Regions from separate parts of the Homo sapiens genome. Here region 1 is linked to region 2. A link is an interaction called in ENCODE POLR2A ChIA-PET data of the cell type or tissue named here. Cell type or tissue: B cell. All regions are shown on one strand. Each heading gives the region's core, and the rest is flanking DNA. Links, peaks and the distances in the headings are about the cores only. Region 1 holds the start of NPW (neuropeptide W). Region 2 holds the start of HS3ST6 (heparan sulfate-glucosamine 3-sulfotransferase 6).

Evidence for each region. ChIA-PET counts read pairs that join two places held together with the same protein. Peaks named below come from ENCODE experiments on the same cell type or tissue, not always from the same donor. Only the 100,000 strongest peaks of a DNase experiment are listed, where the experiment ranks them.
Region 1: POLR2A ChIA-PET joins it to region 2 with 10 read pairs; 2 of 35 experiments call an interaction of 5 or more read pairs at or near these places.

What each region holds. Positions count from the first base shown.
Region 1 is chr16:2,013,106-2,023,485 of GRCh38, forward strand. NPW (neuropeptide W) reads left to right here and starts at 6,680. Exons shown (of 2, transcript NM_001099456.3): 1 at 6,680-7,207; 2 at 7,428-7,650. The coding sequence starts at 6,797. The coding sequence ends at 7,514. It also overlaps the pseudogene RN7SL219P. RefSeq lists silencers at 7,423-7,717, 10,192-10,371 and a cis regulatory region at 9,503-10,380. In B cell, for the core only: CTCF peaks have their summits at 3,584 (motif pointing right), 3,787 (motif pointing right), 10,169 and 10,368; DNase peaks (open chromatin) are centred at 6,746, 7,292, 7,640, 10,216 and 1 weaker place; H3K4me3 peaks cover 834 bases; H3K27me3 peaks cover 3,688 bases.
Region 2 is chr16:1,910,992-1,921,493 of GRCh38, forward strand. HS3ST6 (heparan sulfate-glucosamine 3-sulfotransferase 6) reads right to left here and starts at 7,424. Exons shown (of 2, transcript NM_001009606.4): 1 at 6,920-7,424; 2 at 484-1,214. The coding sequence starts at 7,332. The coding sequence ends at 599. RefSeq lists enhancers at 843-1,400, 7,517-8,078, 8,079-8,642, 8,643-9,204, 9,205-9,768 and 1 more. In B cell, for the core only: no CTCF peak of the experiment used is centred there; no DNase peak of the experiment used is centred there; H3K27me3 peaks cover 3,683 bases.

The sequences.
Region 1 (10,380 bases), core at 2,369-10,368, 100 kb after region 2:
TGGGTGACAGAGCAAGACTCTGTTTCAAATAAAATAAAATAAAGCCAGCTAATTAGCAACCTTAATTTTATATTCCCTGGTGTGGTGGTGCGCACGTGTAGTCTCAGCTACTCGGGAGGCCGAGGCAGGAGGATTGTGTCAGTCCAGGAGTTCTGAGGATATAGTGGGCTGTGTCAGTCAGGTGTCTGCACTAAGTTTGGCATCGACTTGGTGACCTCCTGGGAGCAGGGGACCACCAGGTTGCCTCAGGAGGGGTGAACTGGGCCAGTTTGGAAAGAGAGCAGGTCAAAACTCCTGTGATCAGTAGTGGGATCACGCCTGTGAATAGCCACTAGACATCAGCCTGGGCAACATAGTGAGACCCTGCCTCTAATCAACCATTTTATCTACAGCCTAATTCCCTCCTACTATGTGGCATAAATATTCACAGGTTGCAGGGATTGGGGGCGAACATCTTTGGGGGGCTACTGTTCTGCGTACACACATGGGTGAAGGCCAGGGATGCTACTAAAGATTCTCAGTGCACAGGATGGCAAAGGTCAGTAGTGCTGCAGCTACGAGTTTTTCTGTTTCTGGCCGGGCGCAGGGGCGCATGCCTGTAATCCCAGCACTATGGGAGGCCGAGGCGGGCGGATCCCCTGAGGTCAGGAGTTCGGGACCGGCCTGGCCAACATGGCGAAACCCTGTCTCTACTAAAAATACAGAAATTAGCTGAGCGTTTTGGCAGGCACCTATAATCCCAGCTACTTGGGAGGCTGAGTCAGGAGAATCTCTTGAGCACAGGAGGCGGAGGTTGCAGTGAGCAGAGATCGCACCATTGCACTCTAGCCTGGGTGACAGAGTGAGACTCTGTCTCAAAAACAAAACAAACAAAACAAAACAAAATAGTAGTTATGCTTATGATTCAAACATTTGGAGATAAATACTAGAAGAAACAGCTAACAGCTAAAAGAGTTGGAAGTAGCTGTCTCTGGAGAGTAGGAGCAGGGTGTGAAGGGTGGGCAGGGATAGCTTTGTTCTCTTCCTTATAGCAAGCAGCCTTTGATTTATAATGTATACTGCCTTGACAACATTAATTATTTTATTTTATTTATTTATTTATTTATTTTTTATTTTTTTGAGACGGAGTCTTGCTCTGTTGCCCAGGCTGGAGTGTAGTGGCACCATCTCGGCCCACTGCAACCTCTGCCTCCCGGGTTCAAGCAATTCTGCCTCAGCCTCCCGAATAGTTGGGATTACAGGCATGCAACACCATGGCTGGCTAATTTTTGTATTCTTAGTAGAGATGGGGTTTCACCATGTTGGCCAGGCTGGTCTCGAATTCTTAACCTTGTGATCCACCTGTCTCAGCCTCCCAAAGTGCTGGGATTATAGGCGTGAGCCACCAGGCGCAGCCCTAATTATTATTATTATTTTTTTTTTTCCTTTTTTTTCTTTTTCTTTTCTTTCTTTCTTTTTTTTCTAATTTTTTTTTTTTTGAGGTGGTCTCTTGCTCTGTCGCCCTGGCTGAAGTGCAGTGACATGATCTTGGCTCACTGCAACCTCCGCCTCCCGGGTTCAAGTGATTCTCCTGCCTCAGCCTCCCAGGTAGCTGGGATTACAGGTGCCTGCCACCACGCCCAGCTAATTTTTGTATTTTTAGTAGAGACAAAGTTTCACTGTGTTGGCCAGGCTGGTCTCAAACTCCTGACCTCATGATCCGCCCGCCTCGGCCTCCCAAAGTGCTGGGATTACAAGCGTGAGCCACCACACCCGGGCAATTTTTTGTATTTTTAGTAGACACGGGGTTTCACCGTGTTAGCCAGGATGGTCTCGATCGCCTGACCTTGTGATCTGCCCACCTCGGCCTCCCAAAGTGCTGGGATTACAGGTGTGAGCCACTGAGCCTAGCCAATTATTTAATATATTTACTGTTTTGGTTTTTTTTTTCATTTTTTGTGAGATGGAGTCTCGCTCTGACGCCCATGCTGGAATGCAGTGGCATAATCTCGGCTCACTGAAACCTCCGCCTTCTAGGTTCAAGCAATTCTTATACCTCAGCCTCCCGAGTAGCTGGGATTACAGGCGTGCACCACAACACCCAGCTAATTTTTTTGTATTTTTAGTAAAGATGGAGTTTCACCGTGTTGGCCAGGCTGGTCTTGAACTCCTGAGCTTAAGTGATCCGCCCACCTCGGCCTCCCAAACTGTTGGGATTATAGGCATGAGCCACTGAGCCCGAGCTATGTATTTACTTTTTGAGACAGGGTCTGTCGCCCAGGCTGGAGTGCAGTGGCAAGATCGCGACTCACTGCAGCCTTGCGAACTCCAGGCCTCAAGGGAACTTTCTACCTCGGACTTCAGGCACACACCACCACACCCAGCTAATATATATATATATTTCGTCATTGTTTGTTTTGGTAGAGATGGGGTTTCGCCATATGGCCCAGGCTGGTCTCTAACTCCGCCTCAGCCTCCCAAAGTGTTGGGATTGCAGGCGTGAGCCACTGTGCCACGCCCTGGCCAATAATTTTAAAGATGACAAAACAGATTTGCTCATTAATCTCCTCCTTACCAGGGCGTTCCTGTTCGGGGCCAGGCTTTGTGCCTGCGGCAGGCGTGGTCCTGGCCTTAAGCAAGTGTCTCACGGGTTTCTAGGCCGGACACTGGTGTCAAGGAACTGAGATGTGAGCCTCAAGAAGCAGGGCTGGCTCTCGTCACCTCCTCCCCAAGGAGAGTTGTGACTCCAGACCCCTGGAGGTGGGGAGAAGGAAGCCTTTGTCACCAGGTCCTGTTCCTGGGCACCAGGCTGGGCAGGACACAGAGGCCTTCCTCCTGCCGCCTGAAAAGGGAGCCCACAGACACCCTTAAGGTTCTGTGTTTTGCTCCTCTAACCCAGTCCTGGTCTCCCCCTGCCACGTGTTCCGGACACTCCACCCAACAGACGCCTCCCCGTGCCTCTGTTCCCAGTGACCTTTCCCTGCGTCCTGCGACTCTCACTCCCTTGGGCCACAGCAATAAACAAGGTAGAGGAGCCACTGCTGGTTTTTTTGTTGTTGTGGTTCTGTTTTGTTTTGTTTTTTTTGAGATAGAGTCTTGCTCTGTCGCCCAGGCTGGAGTGCAGTGGTGTGATTTTGGTTCACTGCAACCTCTGCCTCGCGGGTTCAAGTGATTCTCCTGCCTCAGCCTCCCGAGTAGCTGGGACTACAGGCACCCATCACCACGCCTGGCTAATTTTTGTATTTTTAGTAGAGACGAGGTTTCACTGTGTTGGCCAGGCTGGTCTCAAACTCCTGACCTCATGATCTACCTGCCTTGGCCTCCCAAAGTGCTAGGATTACAAGCATGAGCCACCATGTCCAGCTGTTTTTTTTTTGTTTGTTTGTTTTGTTTTTTTTTTTCTTGAGAGAGAAGGAGTCTTCCTCTGTTGCCCAGGCTGGAGTGCAGTGGCGCAATCTCCACTGCTTCTATTTGCTGTCACAGGGACTTCCATCCCAGCATAGACTTTCATTGATCAGTTTCCACAGTTCCCCCTGCAGAAGCTCCCCGGGCCACCTCCAGGGGGCGTCCTGGACCCTCCCCTGACTGGCTGGAGTCCCCCCAGGGGTCCAGAGACACCCACGTCCTCTTAGCCAGGAGCGGGTGGCAGCGCCAAGGGACCCTGATGGGGCCTGGCTCTGGCCCATGTCGTGCTGCACTACCCGCCCACCACACACTCCAGGCAGCTGTCAAGGACAAGGGGCCCTGGGGGAGCGTGGCGGGGATAGCTTCTTGCAGGGCCTCTGGTCCCCGTGGTCCTCCAGGCGGCGCAGACAGCTCCATCTGCATCCCCCATTCTGCCCCTGTCACAGTGTTTTCCTGACAGGCTGGGGGTGGTCAGCCTCTGGTGCAGCAAGGATAGGTCCTAGCCACAGCGTTCATTGAGTGCTTACTGGGTACCAGGCACGGTTCAGCTCCCAGACCCACCACTGGATTATCAGTGCCAACAAGATGATGAAGTGGCCACTTTTTTTACCCCCAGTTTACAGATGAGGAAACTGAGGCAGGAGAGGCCGAGGTCCTTATCCTCTTCCCCTCAGCTGCGACTATCAAGCAGGGCTGGCGTCTCGCCACTTCAGTGTGGCCTTCCTGGAGAGGGCTGCTGCTTCTAACCCTCGTCAGGCTCACCAGACTCACCGGGGACCCTCACGCCTCAGGAGTGGGAGTCTGGCTCTGCCCCCAGACCTTCTGTTTTGTTTGTTTGTTTGTTTGTTTTTTGAGATGGAGTCTTGCTCTGTCACCCAGGCTGGAGTACAGTGGTCCCATCGTGGCTCACTGCAACCTCTGCCTCCCGAGTTCAAGTGATTCTCCTCCCTCAGCCTCCCGAGCAGCTGGGACTACAGGTGTGTGCCACCATGCCCGGCTAAGTTTTTTTTTTTTTTTTTTTGAGATGGAGTCTCACTCTGTCACCCAGGCTGGAGTGCAATGGCACAGTCTTGGCTCACTGCAACCTCCGCCTCCGAGGACCAAGCAATTCTCCCGCCTCAGCCTCCTGAGTAGCTGGGACTACAGGCGCATGCCACCACACCCGGCTAATTTTTGTATTTTTAGTAGAGATGGGATTTCACTATGTTGGTCAGGTTGGTCTGAAATTCTTGACCTCGTGACATGCCTGCCTCGACCTCCCAAAGTGCTGAGATTACAGGCATGAGCCACTGTGCCTGGCAAGTTTTGTATTTTTAATAGAGATGGGGTTTTGCCATGTTGGCCAGGCTGGTCTTGAACTCCTGGCCTCAAGTAATCCACCTGCCTCAGCCTCCTGAAGTGCTGGGATTACAGGCATGAGCCACTGTGCCCAGCCTGCCCCCAGCCTTTCTGTGCCCTTCTGGACAGGAGTACCCTGTTCCCCCAAGCTGAGGCTCTTGGGCTCAGGTGCTAGGATGTATCTCACCTCCACCATTTACCCAACATGATCTGGGGCAGGTCAGTTCTCCCTGGGCCTCAGTTTACTCGTTGGTGAGTGGAGTCAATAATAGTTCCACTCATGACATTGTCTGGAGGTCAAGATGAGATAGTTCATGATGACCCAAAACGAGATCCCTGGTGTCTGGGACCCAGGGGCTGCCCCATGACTGACATGGTTGCTGAGGGAGGGCTGGATTCACCCTTGCTGGGAGGTCAGGAAAGACTGTGTCAGGCTCTGCCCTCTGGGAGGGGGTTGTTAAGCCCAGATGGCCACAGAGGGAAATTCTGAGGGACTGTCTGGCCCTGCGCCTTTTTTTTTTTTTAAGATGCAGTTTCGGCCGGGCACAGTGGCTCACGCCTATAATCCCAGCACTTTGGGAGGCCGAGGCGGGCGGATCACAAGTCACAAGGTCAGGAGATCAAGACCATCCTGGCTAACGTGGTGAAACCCCGTCTCTACTAAAAATACAAAAAATTAGCCGGGCGTAGTGGCGGGCACCTGTAGTCTCAGCTACTCGGGAGGCTGAGGCAGGAAAATGGCGTGAACCTAGGAGGCGGAGCTTGCAGTGAGCCGAGATCGCGCCACTGCACTCCAGCCTGGGCAACAGAGCCAGAATCCGTCTCAAAAAAAAAAAAAAAGATGCAGTTTCGCTCTTGTTGCCCAGGCTGGAGTGCAATGATGCAATCTTGGCTCGCTGCAACCTCCGCCTCCCGGGTTCAAGCGATTCTCCTGCCTTAGCTTCTCAAGTAGCTGGGATTACAGGTGCCTGCCACCATACCCAGCTAATTTTTTGTGTTTTTCGTAGAGATGGGGTTTCACCACGTTGGCCAGGCTGGTCTTGAATTCATGACCTTAGGTGATCCGCCCGCCTCGGCCTCCCAAAGTGCTGGGATTACAGGTGTGAGCCACCGCGCCCGGCCAAGGATCTGGGCCATTTAAGTGGAGTCTTGAAGGATGAGTAGGTGTTAGGCACAGACGCACAGAGGCAGGCAAAGCCACAGGCTGTTGGTTTAGGCAAAAATTGAGACTGGCTGGATAAAGTGGTCTTGGGGGACCATCACCAGAGAGGAGGCGCTGGAGGTCTGCAAGGCCTTGTCCTGCCCCTCCAGGGGTAGAGGTTCCAGGAGGGGCTGACTTTTTCTCCTGGAAGCCTCACAGAACTGCAGACCCCACGGATGGCTTGGTGTTGCCAACATGAGGCTTCTAAGGCTTCTGCGGGGAGATGGGTTGGTGGGGAGAAGCTGGGGGTGGCAGTGGACAGGACAGGGTGTGGGGACAGCTTTGGGAGCTATGCTAGGCAAGGACAAGGGACAACTCTTGGGGGGACTCACCCAGAGGGGTCTTGAATGGTGCTGAAGGCCCCCGACAGCCCTCCTGCAATAGCCACTGTAGCTCTGCCTGCACCTGGGCCTTCGCTCTGCTGTCGTCCCACCGGCAGGAGTCTGGCTAAAGGGGCATCCCTCAGCCCTACTCCCTCATCAGTGTTCCCAGTACCCACTCCCTGGCACTTCCACTCCTAGAGGGAGGAGGCTGAGCAGGCAGAGAATGGGACGTGTCCCCTCAGAGGAGCCTCGAGCCCAGTTCCAGCCAGCGGCCCACTCAGTGAGGTGCTCAAGTACCCACGTCCCCCGCCAGCTGCCAGGGTTCCCTCTCCTCCCTCCGTCCCTCCCCCCATCTGGGGAGCCCAGCGGTACTGAGGGGGCGGAACGAGGCGGGGCCACCGAGCGGTTATAGCTGGGCCTGCAGGGGACCCACGGCTCGCCTCCAGCCTCCTGCGCTCCGGTACCTGGGCGTCCCAACTCCACTGCGCGCCCAAACCCAGCCGAGCCGGTTCGTGGCCCGCCCCGCCGGGCGGCCGTCGACGCGAGCGCCCTGGCGTGGCGCCCAGGGGAGCGGGGGGCTCCCGCGAGCCGGCCGCGGCTGGCACTGCTGCTGCTTCTGCTCCTGCTGCCGCTGCCCTCCGGCGCGTGGTACAAGCACGTGGCGAGTCCCCGCTACCACACGGTGGGCCGCGCCGCTGGCCTGCTCATGGGGCTGCGTCGCTCACCCTATCTGTGGCGCCGCGCGCTGCGCGCGGCCGCCGGGCCCCTGGCCAGGGACACCCTCTCCCCCGAACCCGCAGCCCGCGAGGCTCCTCTCCTGCTGCCCTCGTGGGTTCAGGAGCTGTGGGAGACGCGACGCAGGAGCTCCCAGGCAGGGATCCCCGTCCGTGCGCCCCGGAGCCCGCGCGCCCCAGAGCCTGCGCTGGAACCGGAGTCCCTGGACTTCAGCGGAGCTGGCCAGGTACGTGAGAGGGGAGAGGCCTGGACCGCCGCGGGCAAGGGGGTCTCGGGAGGTCTGAGCCGGAGCACGGAGCCGCGCGTTCAGGGGGCACCCTCGGGCCCTTCCATTCCCTGCTCCGCGCCCAGAAGAGCTTTCCCTGGGCAGGCTCGACCCTGGCACCCGGGGGCGGTGGTTGGAGGGCCACAGCCTCCTCCCCACGGCCTTGCTGTGTTCTCGTTAGAGACTTCGGAGAGACGTCTCCCGCCCAGCGGTGGACCCCGCAGCAAACCGCCTTGGCCTGCCCTGCCTGGCCCCCGGACCGTTCTGACAGCGTCCCCCGCCCGCCCGTGGCGCCTCCGCGCCTGACCCAGGAGGAGTGGCCGCGCGCTTCCAGGAGCCGCTCATAGACCCCGCCTGCCGTCCGGTCAATAAAATCCGCCTGACTCCTGCGCCCCCGCATGCGACCCCTTCGTCTGCTTGTGTACTTTGCCGTCTAGCTCAGGGCGCAGACAGGCGCGCCCACGCCCTGGCAAATGTCAGGGGCCCCTCCCTCGCCGACCAGGGGAAGCGCCGGGCACTCAGCATTCATTTCAAACCTGGATCTCCCGGCACCCCCTCCCTCCCTTAGCCAAAGGCTTCCGCAGATTGATTAAGAACCCCTGGTCCCCTTCTTCTGGGTCATGCCCCGGGAGGAGGGGCCCCTCCACCTGAGCCCCACCTTGCTTCTTGCTTTTTTTTTTTTTTTTTTTTGAGATGCAGTCTCTCTTTGTTGTCCAGGCTGGAGTGCAATGGCGCGATCTCGGGTTACTGCAACCTCCACTTCCCAGGTTCAAGCGATTCTCCCGCCTCAGCCTCCTGAGTAGCTGGGATTACAGGCACCCACCATGATGCCCAGCTAATTTTTGTATTTTTGTAGAGACAGGGTTTCACCATGTTGGACGTGCTGGTCTTGAACTCCTGACCTCAGGTGATCCGCCCACCTCAGCCTCCCTCCCAAAGTGCTGGGATTACAGGCATGAGCCACTGCCCCTGGCTGCTCCTCTGCCTTTTTTTTTTTTTTTGAGACGGAGTCTGGCTATGTCGCCCAGGCTGGAGTGCAGTGGCGCAATCTCGGCTCACTGAAAGCTCCGCCTCCCGGTTTCACGCCATTCTCCTGCCTCAGCCTCCCGAGTAGCTGGGACTACAGGCGCCCGTCACCTCGCCCAGCTAATTTTTTGTATTTTTAGTTGAGACGGGGTTTCACCATGTTAGCCACGATGGTCTCGATCACCTGACCTCGTGATCCGCCCGCCTCAGCCTCCCAAAGTGCTGGGATTACAGGTGTGAGCCACCGCACCCGGCCTGCTTCTCTGCCTTTTATCCCCCTCTGCATGCACTTCTGGTCACTGGCTCCAGCCCCCCCACATAAATGTGCCCTGCCATCTTGAACACCGAGGACCTCCATCCACCAGGCCCCCTCCAGTTCCCTTCCCAAGGGTCTGGGCCCCTCCTCCCTCCCGCTGCCTCTTCAACCCTCTCTAATCTTCCCTGGGACTCCAATGACTGTCCTGGACCCCAAACCACCAAGGTCACATGCCCTGATGCAGCCCACCCTTGGAGCCCTCCTGTGGCCATGTGGCAGGGTCCCCCCTTGGGGCCACCCAGCAAGCATTGGGGGAGAGGTGGTCCTGGGCCTGGCTCCAGGATGCCTCTGTGGAACCAGCTCCCCACCCCCACTTCTAGAAGCCCCCCTCCCCTCACTGGTAGGTCCTTTCCATCTCCAAGGTGTGTCTGTCTCCCAAATGTGGGTGCTTTTTATCTCCACCCCTTCAATTCTTTTTCTTTTCTTTTTTTTTTTTTTTTTTTTGAGACGGAGTCTCCAGCCCATGCTGAAGAGGCACTATCTCGGCTCACTGCAACCTCCGCCTCTCTGCCTCCCCGGCTCAGATGATTCTCCCACCTCAGCCTCCCCAGTAGCTGGGATTACAGGTGCCCACTACCACGCCCAGCTAATTTTTGTTTTTTTTTTTTTTGAGACAGAGTCTTGCACTGTTGCCCAGGCTGGAGTGCAGTGGCATGATCTCCGCTCACTGCAAGCTCCGCCTCCCGGGTTCACACCATTCTCCTGCCTCAGCCTCCCGAGTAGCTGGGACTACAGGCGCCCACCACCACGCCCAGCTAATTTTTGTATTTTTAGTAGAGACGGGGTTTCACCATGTTGGCCAAGATGGTCTCGATCTCCTGACCTCGTGATCCGCCCGCCTTGGCCTCCCAAAGTACTGGGATTACAGGCGTGAGCCACCGCGCCCGGCCAACAGCCAATTCTTATGGAGCCCTTGGTTCCATCTAGCCCTCCCTCCGGCTCTGTGCTGGGTGAAGAGGTGGTCACACACCTCACAGGGCAACTCATTCTCCTGCGAGCTCATTCCTTCCCACTCCTGCCCCTGTTCCTCACTGAACCTGACCTCTAAGAACATGGATGTCCTGACCTCGTCACCACCACACCACGCCTCAAGGGCTCCCCACTGCCTATGGGACGATACCCGTGCTCTGGCAGGGCTGGCTCTGTCTGCTCTCACCGCCCCTCCCACTGCCTCCTCCCCCTTCCCCACCGCCTGCTCCAGACTGCAGATTCCAGGACAGCCCGGGACCTCCCCCGCCGAAGGAGGACTCCAGGGCCCCAGGCTGGGTTAAATGTTCTTCCTGGGGCTGCTTCAGCTCTGGCCTCCCCTTGCGCAGGCCAAGGTGCTCAAAGCTCTGTTCTCGCGGGGCTGGCGGGGGGGCGTTCAGTGATGTTCCCTGGTGCTTGCCTGGTCCAAGATGGGGAGACAGAGCCCATGAGAGGCTTCTCTGCCTCCCCCACTCCACACCCTTATTCCCCTGCAGCGCAACCAGGCCTAGGGCGCCAGCCTCACCCCAGTCCCCACCCCACAGGACTGGATCGAGTGGAAGGAAGCCAGATGGGCAGGATCCTGGGGCAACTCCTCGCACGATGCAATGCCACCAGTTCCGGCCAGGTGGCGCTGCGCGGCTACTGTTCCGGGCGGTAGCGTCCGACTCGCGCCTCCAGCAACGGGCGGGGCTAGAGCCGCAGTGGGCGGGGCCACGACGGGTGGGCGGGGTCGCCCCGTCGGCGGCAGCGGTTTCCTGCCTCTCCCCACTCTTGGGTCGTCGCAGTCCCCCGGCCTTCTCTCTCTGTCTGGTCTGTGGGTCTC
Region 2 (10,502 bases), core at 1,214-9,213:
AGATCACACCACTGCACTCCAGCATGGTGACAGAGCAAGACTCCATCTCAAAAAAAAAAAAAAAAAAAAAATAGCTGGGTGCGGTGGCTCACGCCTGTAATCCCAGCACTTTGGGAGGCTGAGGCGGGTAGATCACGAGGTCAGGAGATCGTAGCCATCCTGGCTAACACGGTGAAACCCCGTCTCTACTAAAAATACAAAAAGAAATTAGCTGGGCGTGGTGGTGGGCGCCTGTAGTCCCAGCTACTCGGGAGGCTGAGGCAGGAGAATGGCGTGAACCCGGGAGGTGGAGCTTGCAGTGAGTCGAGATCACGCCACTGCACTCCAGCCTGGGCGACAGAGCGAGACTCGATCTCAAAAAAAAAAAAAAAAAAAAAGTGCGACACGAGGCACACAGTCAGTGCCCAGTGGAGTTCGCTGATATGGTTACCACATCCCTGGGGACAGCGCCTCCACCCTCCAACCTCGAGGTTTGTGGAAAAATCTGGGTCCAAGCTTTATTTCTTAAATATTCCTCTCTGCCCAGCATGTGCACGCAGCCCGCTCTGGCCAGGCGAGCGGGTGTCAATCAAGGTGCTGAGCATCCCCAGGGTGCCGCTCAGCCCCAGCCGAAGTCCTGGCCCGTCATCTGGTAGAACCTGCGGTTGAAGGGCCGGTAGAACTCCTGCAGGCGCCGGACCAGGGCCTGGGGCACGCGTGGGTGTGGCCGGCCCTTGGACTTGCCCAGGCAGCGGGGACGGCTGCCGCCCTGGGCCTTCTTGAGGCAGGGGAAGCCCTTGGTGGCGTTGAAGTAGAAGTGCTTGTCCGTGACGACCCGTTTCAGGCCCAGGAAGTCCTGCACGCGGCCGACCTCTCCGGCCGGGTCGCTGACCAGACGCTCCCCGCTGACGAACAGGAAGTGGGACAGGGGGAAGTAGCGCAGCCAGTGGTCCAGGTGCTGGGCGTACAGGCCGATGCGGACGGCGCTCCAGGCTGTGTCCACGGGGCCCAGGCCGTGGCGGAAGGCCAGGGCGCGGAAGCTGGGCAGGCCCGGGGTCTTGGAGAGCGTCTGGGCGTAGTCGGAGATGGCCCGGGTCACGGGGTTCCGCACCACCACGATCAGCTTCGTGTCCGGGGACATGGCGTGGATGCGGCGGGGGGCCTCTCGCGTCACGAAGTAGCTGGGGGTCTTCTCCATGGTGATCTGCCCATCCAGGGTTCGGGGCATCAGACTCCTGCGGGACGGGTGCAAGGAGAGGGGGCCTGAGCCTCCCCAGCCCTAGACCGGCCCCCAGGGGCCCGGGACCAAGGCCCCCTTATGCCCGGGAAGCCCAGGCCTCCAGGGCGAGCAAGTCTTCCTCCCTGCTCGGGCCCACCCCTGCTAGCGTGCGCGGCTGGGCAGCCTGGAACATGGACTGTGAGGGTGCCCAGCCCGGCACCTGCCTGCAGCCCGGCCTGTTCCGCCGGCCTGCCCCGCCTGCTGCTGCACTGAGGATTAGGGTGACGGTCGCTGGTCGGGAGGCCCAAATGCTCCTCACCACCCACATATCTTCCCTGTGCAATCCCTGCCGTCCTCGCTTCCAGAGCCAGCTCCCTCCCACCGGACCCACACTTTCCTGGAACTAGGCTGCCCCCAGCTCCTTTCTCATCCCAGACCAAGTACCCCGAGGCCCGCCCGCCTAGATCACTTGAGGTCACCCGTTCACTCAGTGGCTGACAGCATCCCCTAAATCAGCCCTTCACCAATTATTGACAGTGTGTCCTCAACCAAAAGTAGTCCTCCCTGCTCCCTCCCTCCCCTGATGTAATTACATCTCTTCCCATCTTTATTTATTTTTTGAGACGGAGTCTTGCTCTGTCACCCAGGCTGGAGTGTAGTGGTGCAATCTCGGCTCACTGCAACCTCTGCCTCCCGGGTTCAAGCGATTTTCCTGCCTCAGCCCCCGGAGTAGCTGGGATTACAGGTGCCCGCCACCACACCCAGCTAATTTTTGTATTTTTAGTAGAGACGGGGTTTCGCCATGTTGGCCAGGCTGGTCTCGAACTCCTGACCTCAGGTGATCCGCCTGCCTCAGCCTCCCAAAGTGCTGGGATTACAGACGTGAGCCACTGCGGCTGGCCTCTCTCCCCGTCTTTAACTGTAGCCCTGTGAATTCTCATCAGCCTGGGCCTGGACTCAGCAGGCCAAAAAGTTACCAGCAGAGCCCAGCACATGTGAGGAAAGTCGGAGACGTGGCGGCGCCGGCCGGAGGATCCTTCCCAAGACCCTGGGCCGCTGTGGCCCCCTAGATCTTGCAGGTTGCCAGGGTGCCAGGCCAGGGAGGGGGCCTTTCTGAGATTCTCCTCATTCTGACACAGGAGAGGAGGGCACTGACCCAGTCCCAAGGTCCCGGGGGAATCAGCCGACCACAGCCCAGGACTGTCCCACCTGGGCAGAGAGCCCATTCTGGGTGCCCAGCCCGGGCAGGCCCAGGCACCCCCAGCAGTGCCCCGGGCAGCACCTGCCAGCCAGGTAGTGCAGGGTGAGGTTGGGCAGGGCAGGGCGTGGTAGGTCAGCTGAGCAAACAGCTCGGAGGGAGAGCTGGGGAGGGCTGGGAACTAGGTCGATAGAAACACAGGGACTGTGTTAGGGAGGGGATGCCTTGCCAGTCACGCCCAGCCCTGACTCCTGCCCTCTGAGGGGGCTTCCCCCACCCCTGCTGACAGCCCCAGGACCGGCCCCTGCCAGGAGGCTGACCTGCCAGGAGTGACCGCCCCAGACTTGAGCCCTTGGGAGGCAGGTTCTGAGTCCCCTTTTCCTGCTCAGACCCCCAGGGAAACGCAGGCTGGGCCAGAGGCAGCTGCACAGACCCCTGCAGTGGGGTGCTCGGTGGAGAGCGCTGGAGGTGGGAGGGAGGATGTGTGAGGCAGCGGGAGAGAATCCAGGCTTCCCCCACAACACCCACCATGAGCGGTGCAGAGTAGGGGTGGGCGGCACGGGAGCCTTCCCACCCCGCAGAACCAGGCCCTGGGCAGAGCTGGCCTACAGACGATACCGGACAAGTCCTCCTCCGTCTTGGTGACAGAGGGAGCTGGGACTCCCTCCACCCACCCACTGCCACTTCAGAAGCAGCCACAGGGAGACTGGGAGGGGCAGGGGTGCTGGGGATGAGCGTGGGGCTCAGCCCTCCCTCTTCCCACCCTGGAGGGCTGCCTCCTTCCAGCCCACCTGGAAGGGTGGTGTCAGTCCCAGAGCCCCTGCACTCCCCGCCCCACCTCCTGCAGCTGGAACCCGCGTGGGAGCCGCACCCAGCGTCCCAGGGACAAACACAGAGGCCTTGGGTGGTGGCGGTACCAAGGTCTGAGGCCTGGCAGCTCAGGGGCACCCCCGTCCCTGAGAGAGGTCAAGAAGGGGAGGCACCACCCCCCACCACGGGACCTCGCTGACGATGCCCATAGAGAGAAACCAGGCCAGTGCTGGGAGGGGAAAGACCCCAGGCCTCATGAGAAGTCACTGCCTGCTTTTCCCCTCGGCCAGGAAGGAAGCCCCAGGCCCTTCCCTCCCGTCTCGGGCATACTGACCCCAGGCACCAAGCGAGACCAGGAGCCCACCCCTTTCCTTTCCCAGATGGCACACCAGTGACTCTGAATATCCTCCTCTTCCTGCCTGCTGGAGGGACCAGCACCAAAACAGGAAAGTTCACCCTGCCAGGCCTTCTCTCCAAAGAGTCAGAGGGAGCTCCGTAGGGGGATGGGGTTCCCGGACCCCCTGCCGTGGAAGGGGAGTGGGAACACAGACAGGCGGCAAGGGCTTTCGAGGCCCCCTCTTGCACAAACCAGCTCAGAGATCGGAGATCTTTGGGATCAATTACTTTCCCTCCCCAGGCATCCGAAGCCTATCCTAGCCCAGGTGTGGATGAGGGTGGGAGAGACGGGGGAGGAGGGAGAGGAGCAGGACTGGACCCCCGTGTGACAAACATCTGACAAGTTGCTCTGAGGACTGCCCCCCTCCTTGTGGAGCCCACCTCATCTGGTGTGCATTTCCCTGCGGCTTTCATCCAGCCCTGGGCGACCCTCCCTCCTCCATCTCAGCCTCCCTCCTCCTGCCCCACACCTCAGGCCTGGGACTCGCAGATGCCAAAAGGGCCTGGCAGATGCCAAAGCCAGAAAGTGCAGGGGGACTGCATCCCCCACAGGAGACCGGGTTCTTCCCCACTACATACTCAGACCCCACTCCCTGCACCCACTGCTCTTGCAAACCAGGAACTAAGGGGTTCCCCTACCCACCCCGCTCCTTGCCTCCTCTTGCTTTTCTTTTGTTTTGTTTGTTTTTGAGACAGAGCTGCACTCCAGCTGACTCTTGTCGCCCAGGCTGGAGTGCAGTGGCACAATCTCAGCTCACTACAACCTCTGCCTCCCGGGTTCAAGCGATTCTCCTGCCTCAGCCTCCCAAGTAGCTGGGAATACAGGCACCCATCACCACGCCTGGCTAATTTTTGTATTTTTAGTAGAGATGGGGTTTCACCATGTTAGTCAGGCTGGTCTCAAACTCCTGACCTCAGGTAATCTGCCCACCTCAGCCTCCCAAAGGGCTGGGATTACAGGCGTGAGCCACTGTGCCCCACCCTCCTCTTGCTTTTCTAAAAGATGATGGTCAAAGTACAGCCCCCATTTGCCCCCAGACAGGGCACCCTTCCCAGATCGAGACCTTGGGGAGTCTGCGTGACCCCCACACCTGGCAGACACAGGTGCTTCACTAGTGGGGGAACGGCTGAGCATGTGCTGAGCTCGGGGGCACTAGTGGGCTACAGTCCCCAAGTGGGAGGCCCCTCAAGAGCCTGGATGAGCTGACTGACGGTGGAGAGGAGGGAAGGAGGGCCTATGGCCAAAGTCAATCCAGGACCCAACTGCCGAGGCCACAGGAAGGCCGGGTCACCGCCTGGAACTAGGTCGGTCACAGCCCAGTGGGAGCCGTGGCCCGGAGACTCAACTGGGGGCCCTGGTTACTCTGCTCGCCTCCCCGCGTCGGCACCCAGAACAGAGCTTGCAGGCACTGGGGGCCCAGTCCAGGGTCTCAAGAGCAGACAATGCTGCCTTGCAGTTGGGGAAACTGAGACAGGGTGAGAACTTTCAGAGGCTCATTGCAGGCTCCTAGCAGGCTGAAAGGACGGAGGCACAGGCACCTAGGAGCACACCAGCCCCACGTGGCCACGGCCCCTCGGAGAGCATGAGGACACTTGCAATGCGGAAGCTCAGCAGGCCCAGCTCTACTGGCTCTGCACCGCCCAGTGAGGGGTCAGCACAGTTGGTCCAAGGGACAATACCAGATTAATGAGGCAGAAGCCACGGGACTGACCCCTTGGAATTCTCCACACCCACCCCTCCCCCTTCTAAAAAATGAGGACGTCAAGAATCTACCAGAGCAGTCACTCTCCTGTACCCCCCTCCAACCCTGGGCACGTCAGTGTCCCCGGAACCCCACCCCCAGGCTAAGGAGCTGACTCCCAAGTTGGGCCTGGCCTTGGCTGCCTCTCATCCTCCCCAAACTGATCCCCCAGCGCTGGACACATGCCCAGGGCGGGCCTGGACTGGCCTCAGGAGCCTGGGCTCTTCCAGAACCCTTTAGGGCTAAACCCAACCCTAGCTTCCCCTGTGGCTCCTCACGGCCCAGCTCAGATCCCACCCCCAGTCTCTTGCTGTCAAAGCTCATGGGGCTCAGGGGTGGCTCTGAAGTGTTTACTCCAGTTAACTGTGCATCCTTAACCCAAAGCCCTTTCTCCCCTTCCCCCTCCCGCCTCTCCCCTCCTCCCCCGTCTCGCCACTCCCCTCCTCCCCAGCTTCTAGCTTGGTAGCCCCTCCTACCCTCCTCCCTGCAGCAGGGATTAGGGATGCATTCTGACCCCTGCCTGCCGTCAGGGGAGTGAGGTCTCTCCCTGGAGCCTGAGCTGAGGATGCCCAATTCAGCCAGGTGAGCCCCGGGATGGACTCCATGTCCCCTAGCCACCACCTGACTTCCCCAGCACCCCACACTGGCACCAGCCCTTCAGATCTCAGAAGCGAGCCACCCTATTCTCACGGAGCCCCTTCCTGCCTGCCCTCCAAACCCAAGAGTAGTTTTAGTACAAAAGGCAAAGTTAACAAATAGGGGTAGGCGTCAGGGAAGGAAGAGGATCAGAGGATCGGGAACGGAGAAACTGGAGCACCTGGAGAAGCGTCTGGGTCCTGCCACCCCCACTGACTCCCCAACTGGCCTTGGGCAGGGTCCTCTCTGCAGGCGCTGGGTCCAAGCTTGGGGATGAGCAGCCACCAGCGCGGGCTGCTTCAGCTGAGGCTGCCGCACCCCCACGTCCATCCTGGGTAGAGGCAGGACAGCCACAGAGCCCCATGCACGGGGCTGGACTCACCCTGGGCACTCACCTAAAGGCAGTCTCCTCCTTTCCAAAGCCCAGACTTTCTCCGGACTCCCAGGACCACCAACAAGGGTTCCTGTGCGCAGACTCGGGGGTCTTGGGGAGGAAGGACGCTTTCTAGGTGGCTGCCTGGAACCTGGAGGCCCCTTTCTACAGTACCTGGCCAGCGGTCGGTCACACCTGAGTGCCCAGAGTGAGCGGGCGGCAGAGGCATTTCTGACGCTGCCAGGTAATCCCACGGGCTGGAAACGACCTCTGGGCTGGGAAGCCACCGCCTCCCCCAGTCCTGCTGGGTCCCTCAGCAGAGAGAACGGAACCGGGGCTTTCCCCACAGTTTTCAAAGTTTCAGGGAATCCTAGCCAAGTATCATTCCTTCTTCCGGAGCCGGGACCCCAGGTCAAGCCTGGGGCCCCCACAGGGCGGTCCCAACCCCACTGCCCGGAGCGCACCCCTGCTCCCTGGGAGGCAGGATATCGTGCCGCTGCTCCCTGGGGCGCACGATACCCTCCCCAGGAAGGCGCCGGTCAGGGCGGACGGGCCAGGGTGCTCACCGGTACCAGGCGAGGCCGCGCTCGTAGCACCTGTCGAAGAAGTGGGGCTCAGAGCCCAGCGCGCGGACGTCGGGGTGCAGCCGCAGAAACTCCAGCAGGGCGCGCGTGCCGCCCTTCTTCACGCCAACGATGAGCGCTTGCGGGAAGCGCCGGCGGCCGGGACCGCTGGCCAAAGGCAGGCCGGGTGCTCCCGGGCGGTGGACGGAGCTGGACGGCTCGGAGGGCGCGGGGGCCGGCGCGGGGGCGCGGGCGGCCGGCGGGCAGCGGCCGGGGAGGGCGCAGAGGCAGTAGGCGCCGAGCACCAGGGCCACGAGCAGCATCGGCGCGCGGGACGCCCGCAGAGCGGCCCCTTGCCCGGCCCCTGCGCCCTGGCCGCCCCCGGCCCCGCCGCCCAGGCCGCCGCTACCTGCCATGGGGTCGCGCCGCTCCAGGCCCGGGAGCGGGGGCAGCAGGCGGGCGCGCATCTCGGCCCGCGCGCCGCTCAGTCCGTGGGTGCCCGGCTTGTGCTCTGCGCCCGGCGGTCCCGCAGCCTGGGAGCGGGCGCGGGGCGGGACCGGGGGCGGGGTCTGGACGCCCTCCCCCCTCCCCCTCCCCCGCCCACTCCGCCTCCGAGGCCACTGCCTGGGCTGGACCCGCCGGCAGCCGCCACCACCCGGGCGCGACTCGAGCTGCCGGGACCACCAGGACGCTCCTGCTCCGAGATCCCAGGCCCTGGCTCGCTTGACTCCGGCATCTTCACCTCTGCGCGGGGAGGATGCGGCGGCGGTGGCCGTTCGGGACGCAGGGCAGGGACAGGGCGGCGCGCGGGCCTCGGGACCCTCTGTTTGAAGACCGATCCCCTTCCCCCCCCACCCCACTCCGGGACGTGCGCGGCAGGTGCATAGGCCAAGCCTTGGCCTGCAGGAGCGGGAGCCTCATCGCCAGGCCAAGGGGACCCAGGAAAAGCGTCGATCCGGGCACTCGGCCTGCCAAGGGAGAAAGAGGCCGGGACAGCACCCTAGTGTGCAGAGAGGGATCCCAGAACGTGTGGGGGGAGTCTGCGGCCGGGAATGGCGTGCGTCCTGCACTCCCAGCTGACAGTCACACATCGGGTCACAGCCTGGCCGCTGAGAGGTCAAGTCACCTCTGGTTACTGTTTTAGAATGGAGGGGACAGGCTCAGAGAAAATAGGTTTCCCTCCCAGGGGCCCAGTGGTGAACTGAATTCAGGCCTGAGACATACTCTGTCTACTAAGTCACCCCATCTGCCCAGCCTTGGTCCACCTGGCACTGCCCAGAGACATCAGTGATGCATTTCGGAAGCTGGCAAAGTGGACCCCACTGGAGTACAAAGGACTCAGGGACCCCTGTGCTGGGGAAGAGAAGGAGCCCAGGACCTCCCCCAGGGGCTGCCTCTGAGGGGCGTGAGATTCAGGGGCCTCTCGGGTGGGACCTGCGGGGGCCGCTAGACACTGCGGGAACTTCACATCCCCAACGCCCAGCAGCAGCCTGCAGGGAAGGCAGGGGAGGCGAGCCGGGCTCAGAGAGGGCGAGCAACTTGCCCCATCCGAAGGCAAAGGTGGTATGAGACCCGGGTCCTCTCTCCACCTCTGCCCCAGCCTTCCTGGCCACAGGGCTGGCGCCAGGCAGGCACGGCACAGGCTCCCGGCAGAGGCCCAGCCTCTTCCCAGCCAAGGGCTTGCGGCCCCTGTCCTGGGCTCTGCTGCGTTAATGAGCCGTTCCAGCCCTGATGGCATCTGGACAAGTCCCAGCAGCCGGGCTGCCTCAAGGGGCCGAAGGCCTCCACGACCCACAGACATTCCGGAGCTCCTACCCAGCAGCAGCCCTGGCCAGAGGGGGCCACACGGGGCTGACGGGGTGAAGACCACTGACCAGTCCCCCAGCCCCGGCTCCAGACATGCGGGCTGCACCTGCTCATCTGGGCAAGCCTCTGCAGGAGCCCCGTGGGCAGGCAGCGGGCACAATGCGAGGAGAGCATGCTGGCTTATGCTGGGTCACAGGAAATTCTTCTTCTGGTCTAGCTTGAAACGGTATTGTTCCCAACGGGCTGGCTCGGGGTGGGGGCTGGGGTCCCACCCTGCAGCATCCACCCCACAGTCTCAGCAGTCCCCACGGTCTCAGGAGTCCTCACGGTCTCAGGAGTCCCCACGGTCTCAGCATCCCCATGGTCTCAGCTGTCCCCAGGGTCTCAGGAGTCCCCACGGTCTCAGCCGTCCCCATGGTCTCAGCCGTCCCCAGGGTCTCAGGAGTCCCCACGGTCTCAGCCGTCCCCACGGTCTCAGCAGTCCCCACGGTCTCAGGAGCCCCCACGGTCTCAGCCATCCCCACGGTCTCAGGAGTCCCCACGGTCTCAGCAGTCCCCACGGTCTCAGGAGCCCCCACGGTCTCAGCCATCCCCACGGTCTCAGGAGTCCCCACGGTCTCAGCCGTCCCCACGGTCTGAGTCCCCACGGTCTCAGCTGTTCCCACGGTCTCAGGAGTCCCCACAGGTTCAGCAGTCCCCACGGTCTCAGCCATCCCCACGGTCTCAGCCGTCCCCACAGTCTCAGCCATCCCCACGGTCTCAGCAGTCCCTACTCAGGACTTGAAATTCCAGCACTGGTTCCGTGATGGCTCCTCCAGCCCCCTGCCCAGCCCAGCATGGTCATTTCCATCTCCTGGCCTTTCCGCTGCCGTCTCTCTGCTGGATGCTTTATCCTTAGTCCCCGCTGAGGGCAGAAGGACTTTCCAGGAGGAATTGACCAGAACGCAGAACAGCAGGATGTGGAATGGACTGGGGACAGGGAGAGAGAGATGCAGGGACCAGGAGTCGGCTCGGAGGGTTCTCCTGGAAGCTGACCCCTCCCTCCATCAGGCACTCGGCTGACGGTGGCTACACACCTCGGGGCGCCCAGGATGGCAGCACTGGGGCTGTTCATTCACCAGTGGATCCCCAGCACCTAACAGAGCCTGGCACGCAGTGGACATTCCATTAATGTCGCTCAGTGGAAGGGTATACGTGGGAGGAGAGGTCGGGAAGGCTTTCTGGAGGTGACGGCCAGGTGAAGACGAGGAGAACAGCATTCCAGGCCAAGGAACCGTGTGGGTGAAGGCTCAGCAGCAGAGAGCCCGGGCAGTAGAGGATGGGGTGGAGCTTAAGGCCCTGCGGGAACAGGGGCGGGGCTTAGAGTCTGGCCTGAGGCTGGTCCAGCCCCGCCTCCTCCTCAGGCTCCCACCAACTCTGAGCCACCAGACCCTCCTTTGTAAAATGAAGACCTCAGTCATGACTCGCATGAGTCTCTGAAGAGTAACAGCTTTATTGTGATGTAATTCACACACCACTCAATCCAGCCATTTGTCGCATGCAAATCAATGGTTTTCAGTATATTCATAGTCGTGCAATCACAATCAATTTTAGAACATTTCTATCACCCCAAAAAGAAATCCTGTGTCCATTAGCAATGACGCCCTCTTCTCCCCTTCCCACAGCCCCTGGCAACCACGAATCTACTTTCTGTCTCTATGGGTTTGCCTATTCTGGACATTTCACAAAAAGAGAATCATTGCTTGAAGCCAGGAGTTCAAGACCAACCTGGGCAACAAAG